Linked DNA regions of Homo sapiens: region 2 is linked to region 1. A link is an interaction called in ENCODE POLR2A ChIA-PET data of the cell type or tissue named here. Cell type or tissue: PC-9. All regions are shown on one strand.

Evidence for each region. Peaks named below come from ENCODE experiments on the same cell type or tissue, not always from the same donor. Only the 100,000 strongest peaks of a DNase experiment are listed, where the experiment ranks them.
Region 2: POLR2A ChIA-PET joins it to region 1 with 7 read pairs; 1 of 35 experiments calls an interaction of 5 or more read pairs at or near these places.

The regions. Positions count from the first base shown.
Region 1 is chr10:46,522,430-46,526,429 of GRCh38, reverse strand. No RefSeq gene overlaps it. Among named protein-coding and RNA genes, the nearest start is that of GPRIN2, 32 kb to the left of the region's middle. RefSeq lists an enhancer at 1,446-2,042. In PC-9, a CTCF peak has its summit at 1,647; DNase peaks (open chromatin) are centred at 1,059, 1,619, 2,109 and 2,549; H3K4me3 peaks cover 1,802 bases; H3K27ac peaks cover 3,944 bases.
Region 2 is chr10:47,741,444-47,745,443 of GRCh38, reverse strand. It overlaps SYT15B (synaptotagmin 15B), which reads left to right. Exons shown (of 8, transcript NM_001370184.1): 8 at 1-727. It overlaps LOC102724593 (a long non-coding RNA gene), which reads right to left and starts at 1,745. Exons shown (of 2, transcript NR_134489.1): 1 at 1,434-1,745. It also overlaps a transcript of ANXA8 not described here. In PC-9, no CTCF peak of the experiment used is centred here; no DNase peak of the experiment used is centred here; H3K4me3 peaks cover 615 bases.

The DNA.
Region 1 (4,000 bases):
TGTGCACTGTGTGTGGTGTGTGGTTGTGTGTGATTGTGTGATGTATGATGAATGTGATGTGTGTGGTTGTGGTGTGTGTGGTTGTGTGTGTGACGTATGTGGTTGTGAATTTGTGTGTGAGGTATGTGGAGTGTGTGTATTGTGTATGGTTGTGTGCAGTGTGTTATTGTATGCGATTATGTGATGTGTGTGGTTGTATGTGGTGTGTGTGGTATATGTGTGTTGTATGTATGTGATGTGTGTGGTTGTGTGGTGTGTGGTATGTGTGGTTTTATGATGTGTGTGGTTTTGGATTTGTGTGTAGGGTGTGTGTAGTGTGTGTGGTTGTGTGTAGTGTGTGATTGATGTGTGATGAATAAGATGTGTATGGTTCTGTGTGGTTTGTGTGGTATATGTGTGGTGTGCATGTCGTGTGTGGTTGTGTGGTTGTGTGTGTGGTTGTATGATGTGTGTGGTTGTGTGTGGTCTGTGTGGTTGTGTGTATGCGATGTGTGTGGTTGTATGGGTGGTGTGTAGTGTGTGTGGTTGTGTGATATGTGTGGTTGTGTGTTTGTGTGGGGGTGTGTGTATTTTGTGTGGTTGTGTGTATGTGACTGTGATGTATGTGATATGTGTGGTTGTGTATTGTGTGTGGTTGTATGCAGTTGTGTGATGTATGTGATGTGTATGGTTATATGTGGTGTGTGTGGTATGTGATGTATGTGGTGTGTATGTGGTGTGAGGTGTGTGGTTGTGTGATATGTGTGTTTGTATGTGGGGTATGTGTATTGTGTGTGATTGTGTGTATGCGATGTGTGTGGTTGTGTGTGTGGCATGTGTGGTTGTGTGTGCGATGTGTGTGTTTGTGTGTGGGGTGTGTGTATCATGTGCAATTATGTGTATGTGATGTGTGTGGTTGTGTGTGATATGTGTGGCTGTGTGTGTGATGTGTGTGTGTGGGGTGTATGTATTGTGTGTGGTTGTGTGTGTGATGTGTGTTTGTGTGTGGGGTATGTGTAGTATAGAGGGTGTGAGTTATGTGTGTGGTATGTGAACCCGGCTCGCCACTTCCTGACCTCAGCAATCTTAGAGCTGTAAGTGCCCTGACATGGAGTTGCAGTGGCTTCTGACTCCCAAAGGTGCCCATTCTTCTGTGGCCACTGCCTTTTTAAAAAAGCAATTTTATTGGCTTCAGTCATCAAAATCTGATACAGAAGAGAGAAAAGAGAAATTCTTCTGGTTGAAATGTGTGTATGTGTGTGTGCATGGTGCGGGGTGTGCATGGGCGTGCTCATGTGTGTGTGTGAATGCACACACGCGCTCATGCCTGTGTCTGTGTTTGGATGTGGGGCCTCCTCAGACGGCTTGCACTCCGAATAGCTTGCTTGGAAACCACAGCGCTCACTGGCTGCTGGTGAGACCCGGCCCAAAGAGGGCCACCTTTGAGCAGGGTTAGTGCTCTTTGGCCACGGCCCTTTCACACCCTCAGGCTGCCTCTGGTCCGCAGGCTCAATCTGGAAGACACTACTCCTCCCACTCACCCCCATTCTTTCTGTGTGGTCTTAGCAAGTCACTGCCCTCAGGACTCTGGCCCCATGTTGAGTAAAATGGGTGGCCAGATATGGGCCTCTGACGCATGGCCCTTGCTGCCATTCCTCCAGGGCTTTCCATGCCAGTCCCAGGGTGTTCTGGACATGACCCTTACCCCTGAACCAGCTCTGATCCCATTGCAGCCCGAGGTGGGTTCCTGGGCTCCTTGGGGCAGGATGCCAGGCCATTCCAAGCCCCAGCACTGAAACTCCTCCTCCCCCTGAAAATGACTTTGCAAAAATTATAACAGTGAGAAAATGATGGCAGTGAAAGAGATCCGACCTAACGGACTCCATCTTGCTTCTAACCTCCAAGCGATCCTTGTTCATTCCTGGGGGTAGGTAGAACTAATTTTGGGAGAAATTTAGTTTATAGTTTTACTTTGCAACAAAAATGATAAGAGCCCTTTCCTGAAACAACCCCGCTTCTTGGCTTCTTGCCTGGGGACCAGTCTGCCTTTGAAGGACTAACAAATTAGTCACAATATTAGAAATTACGGTTTAGGAGTCACGCAGCCAGGGGCTGCAAGATTTGGAACCTCCCCAAACTGCTCCTGGGGCTAACGTCACTGTTGTAAAAACTCAGATTAATGCTAGAGCTATTTTGCAGACCCTGTGTTCCAATGCACCAGCAGGCACCCAGACCGGTACTCTGGCTCAACCAGTTCTGCGATGCCACCCAGGAACCGAATGAAGACAGCAAAATAATCCCACTTTGACACTCTATGATTTTATTTCTGACTCCACCAATCAGCACTCCCCACTTTCCGACTCCCTACCCACCAAATTATCCTTAAAAACCTGAGTCTCAGAATTTTCAGGGAGACTTAAAAATTTGAGTAATCATAAAACTCTGGTCTCTCATACAGCTGGCTCTGCATGAATTAGTCTTTCTCTATTACAATTCTCCTGTCATGATAAATCGGCTATCTGGGCAGCAGGTGAGGAGAACCCCTTGGGCGGTTACACCCCCACAGAAACCCTCTCTCTGCTTCCTGCTCCTCTTGCCGTTCCCCGCCCAGGCTGGCTCTGCCATGCCAGGGCCTGGCAGAGGAGCAGCAGAGGTGTGGCTGCCAGCCCCGCCTGGAAGCTCTGAGTTCCCTTCCTGCACCCACGTCCAGGACTCCAGCCTGGGCTCTGTAAAGGTCTTCTTAGGGGGGAAACACAAGCCTAGCCAGGGGGTGCCCTGAGGGACTGTGGGTGTGGGCAGGGCCCTTCCCTTCCCAGGGCCTCCTAGAGCCTGAATCTGTGCATACAGCAGGCCAGTCCCACCACCGTGGAATTTCCTGGCTCCAATCTCCCTTTGGTCTGGGCTGTTCCTACCAAGGCTGCCTGGCTGGGGTGGCAGCTTAGTGGGTGGCCTCACAGGACTCACAGCAGCCCCACAGGGGTTCTGTGAGCCTGGGAAGGAAGGAAGGACCCTCCAGCTCATATGGGCCTAAAAGCCACTGGCAGGCATGCTTCAGCCTGGGGGCAGCCTGCAGATGCCCGAGACCCCAGGCCATCACTCAGCCCAGTCTATCCATAATTACCCTGTTCACAGGGGTGGGGGTGGGGCGCCTCAAAGCGGGAAGCCCTCCCTGCCTCCCACCCAGGGTCAAGCCAGTGATATGCTGATAACCTTCAGTGACCCACCCCCTGCCACAATCACTCAGGGAAAGCCAGAAAACCCAGAGCTTGGGCTTGCTAGGTTGAACCTCTGCCGTTTCCTCTCCTTGAGTCTAATGGGCACGTGGGCTGGTGGAGACATGTAGGGTCTGAGAAATTACTGGGTCAAGGGTATGGTGGTGAGAAGGGAGGTGTGAGAGAGAGAAAACTCGGGAGGTGCAATCTGTGGAAGAGAGTACATATGACCCCTTGCTGGGGTGTGTGGGAAGACCGGGGCAGGTACCTGTCACCATAATCTGTCCACTCAGTGGATGAGCCCTCCCTAATGGGGATGCCAGCTGGATTTTGACATTTCAGGCACTTCAAATGCTTTTAAGACATTTGCTAACAAAGAGGTGAATAAGAGAGCTTCATGGCATGGAGGAGCAAGTGAGGTCTAGGCAGACCTCACTGCCCTTTGCCAGCTGTGTAACCTTGGGCAAGTGCTTACCCCACTCAGGCTTGGTTTCTTCATCTATAAAATGGGCTTCTTGGCTCTGTCTCAGAGGTCGTGATGGGGTCAGAGGTGATGAATGCAAAGTCAGTGAGTAGGGCCTCTTCCTCACCAACCAAATGGGGACTGAATTCGAGGTCTTGCCATGTGTTTCATTAGCATTTGAGCCCACAGTGCCAATAAAACGGACAGAATGGGAGGTTCTGTGCTAGGCAACATGTGCCTTCTGGCAACTGCACCACTGTCTAGGTGGAGCAGTGTTTGGTGAAGAAGGGAAGAGAGATTTCTGGTGGCCCATCGGCAAGGAGAGGCAAGGAGAGAGAGTGCTATA
Region 2 (4,000 bases), 1.2 Mb before region 1:
TCTTTCTGCTTTCTAGTCTCATCTGAGTGCCTCACATTTGGCAGAATCAACCTGGAATCCTGCTCATAAGACTATCAGGGAAATATAATTCCCAGACTTCCATTTCCAGAAAAATGTAATAAATACTTTTAAAGGGGATGGAGATGGTACCGTGTGCTAACCCCACTCTGAGACAAACCTGGGTCACAGGAACCATAGGGAAGATGTCTGCAGTAGAAGGGGACCTCGAAGTACTCAAGTACTTGGCTCACAACAGCACTATTCACATAAAGCCTGGCCTGCCCCTTGGTGACCTCCTTCCCTTACGCCTCTAGACTCTACTAGGTGATCAGAAATCCCTGCAAGCTAGTTGGGGAGGGAAGAGTGAAAGTGAAAAATGGAGAGGAAACACTGCTACCCGCCCAATGCCTGGAGCCAAATGCAAGCCTGGGCCAGGCTTGGGGGAGGAATCAAGAGGAAGCTTAAACTTAAAATGAAATCGAAAGTTTAGACTCCTACATGGGATTGGACATTTTAAATGCTGAACAGAGCCTATTTTTATAGCTAGAAGTTACAGGACACATTTTTGGTCAACTGAGAATGATCCAAAAATCATGTGAATTTTGTGATCCAGAAAGTCACAGAACATGCCCTAGATTTTATCCCAGGGGCAGGGAGGAGTGACCTGCAGAGCAAGTTTGAATTGGTAAATAGAAAACAAGAATAAAATAGTTTGCTGTTTACATTCCATAAGCCTGGCTCTTTCAACATCATGGTTATATTTCTTGGTTGAATTTAGTATGCCACTATGACGCCGGATTGTGATATTTGCCTAGGATGTTTTGTCCTAATATTTAGTATGGAATTATTTGCCCAAATCACCTGCCCCTCTCCACTTGTAGCTTTATTTCAAGAGGTATGTTTCTCAAAGTGGAGTGACTGCCAGAGTGGGAGAAAGGAGCTAGCCCTTACCGCTGTAGTAGGTCTTTGTACATCAGCTTGGTAAATCTGCAAGGCCCCCCCTCTTCCCCCCTCCCCCCCAACCCCCCCCCCACCAGGAGCCTTCCCCACGTGTGGACAAGAGAGATGGGAGGATCCGGGAGGATGTGCCGTTTCTCAGGGTCCCACAGCTAGAAGGTGATGGAGCTAGAATTTAAATCAGATTCCAAATGTCTAAAAATACTGTCATTATCACATATTACCAGAGACACCTCAAAAAAGACAGAGACGCCCTGCAGGGCCGCAACATTCCCGCAGCCTGGTAGGGTCTGTTGGGGGCCCCATGCCTGTGAGAGCCGCTCCTGCCGGTGCAGCACCGGGGAGGCTGTGCATTCAACGAGTCCTTCCTCCCTTCTCCTTTCATTCCATTGCTGCCTTCCTTCCTCCCTTCCCCCTCCGCTCCTTCCCCTAGACCTTCCTTCCGCCCTCCCTACCCCCCGCACGTCTCTCCCTACCGTCCTTCTTTCTGTGTGAATTATCTGTTCATCTCCATTGCTGCAGTACCGTCTGGCAAATCATCTGCTTGGATGCTCCTGGCTTTTTGAGAATCGGCTGGCATCAGGGTGCTGACTGACAAACTTCCCGGGGTCTGGGCACTGTGGGGACGGAGCCTGCAGACGGCGGTGTCCCCGCTAGGAGAGCCGTGGGGACGTGATTAACAGGTCAGGCCGGGCCGCGAGGTGGCGGAGGGGCCGCGCTTGCGGGCGTGGGGTGCTGGCAGAGCGCGATCCGCGGCCTGTGGCCCGCAGCCGGACCCGAGCGACAGCCTCCCGCAGCGTGTCTCCAGCGCCCTCTACTGTTCAGCATCCTCCCTGCCGCGAGGGGAGCCGCGGAAGGGGATTCTGGCTGTGCCCACAGAGCAGGTATTAAAGGATGGATTTGGAGGTGCGAGGCCATACATTGACAACCGGTATACCATGCGTCCCAAAACCTTCCCTTGTGTCCCCTTCCAAACACTACCTCTCCCTCCCCACCAAAATAACCAACGACCTGATTTTTATGGCAAACACTGCTTTTACCACCTAACCATGCAACTTCTCTCTCTCTCTCTCTCTCTCTCACACACACACACACACACACACACACATATATATGTATATATATATATGTGTATATATATATATGTATATATATATGTATATATATATATGTGTATATATATATATATGTGTATATATATATGTGTGTATATATATATATGTATATATATATATATATATGAAGCCTGTTGTGATTTTGATTGGGATTGCATTGAGATTTTTTTCTTTTTCCATTTCTTTTTTTTTTTTTTTTTTGAGACAGAGTCTTGCTCTGTCTCCCAGGCTGGAGTGCAGTGGCCTGATCTTGGCTCACTACAAGCTCCGCCTCCCGGGTTCACGCCATTCTCCTGCCTCAGCCTCCCGAGTAGCTGGGACTACAGGCGCCCGCCACCACGCCCGGCTAATTTTTTGTATTTTTTTTTTTTTTTTTTTTTTAGTAGAGACGGGGTTTCACCGTGTTAACCAGGATGGTCTCGATCTCCTGACCTCATGATCTGCCCGCCTCAGCCTCCCAAAGTGCTGGGATTACAGGCGTGAGCCACTGCGCCCGGGGTTGCATTGAGTTTATAAGTCAATTCAGGGGAGAATTGACATCTTTAAAATACTGGGTCATCTAATCAGTTCACATGGTATGTACTTCTGTTTATTTACCTCTTCTCTCATTTCTCTAAATAATATTTAAAGTGTCATGGACATCTTTCATTAAATTTTTCCCCAGACATTTGAATTTTTATGCTACCATAAATGGTATTGTTTTAAAATGTTTTATTTTCTAACTCTTGCTGGTATACAGAAATAAAATTGGTTTTCCTATTTTGACCATTTATTCAGTCATGCTAAACTCACTAATTCTAATAACTTGTCTCTGGATTCTTTTGAGTTGTTAATATACATACATAGTTTTGTATCTTAGGTCCAATCTTAGTATTTTTATTTCAACTTTTTTGCCTTATTACTCTTGTTAGGAATACCAGGAAAGTATTGAATACAAGTGATGATAATGGACATCTTTGTCTTATTTCTGTTCTCAGAAATGTTTCCACATTTCATTATTAAGGAAAATATTTACCATAGTTGTAGCTCCTTGAGATAAACAGTGTTAAAATTTTTTGGCCACTCTCCATTGATTTAATGTATAGTTTTCTAAAAATGAAATATTTTACATACTGTTTCTGAGTAAGATTTTTTACCCAATGCGCTGTAAACACCAAAATCATATATTTTTATATAGTTTTACTTGGCTTACCTTGTTTTTTTGCTTTAACTTGAAAAATATTTCCCTGTTAGGCCAGGCGCAGTGGCTCACGCCTGTAATCCCAGCACTTTGGGAGAGCGAGGCGAGAGGCTCACCTAAGCCTGGGAGTCTGAGACCAGTCTGGCCAACATGGAAAAACCCCATCTCTATTAAAAATACAAAATTAGCCAGGCATGGAGGTGCATGCCTGTAATCCCAGCTACTCGGGAGGCTGAGGCAGAAGAATTGCTTGAACCTGAGAGGTGGAGGTTGCGGTGAGCCAAGATCGTGCCATTGCACTCCAGCCTGGGCAACAAGAGCAAAACTCTGTCTCAAAAAAAAAAAAAAAAAATCCCTGTTTATTCTTTTTTTATAATCGTTTTATTGAGATATAATTCACATATATGATTCATCCATTTAAAATGTATAATTCGATGGTTATTGGAATATTTACATTTCTGTTTAATTCCCTCAATTAATTTTTACATCAACTTGTCAACTTGTATAGGCCATCCCTCAGGGACTTTGTTTATTGTTGAATTAACTCTGTATAGTACATCTTCCCAAACAGCAGGAGCACAGTAGAGTGTTCCACTACTTCTTGTCTCCTTTTATTTCCCTCATGATATTTAAATCATTTCCTTTCAATAAATTAAGCTCTTAAAGTTTTTGGTTTTATCTGTGAGCATGATTATTTTTATTTAGAATTATGTATTACTGTTATATGGTAATATAATTTTGTAAATTT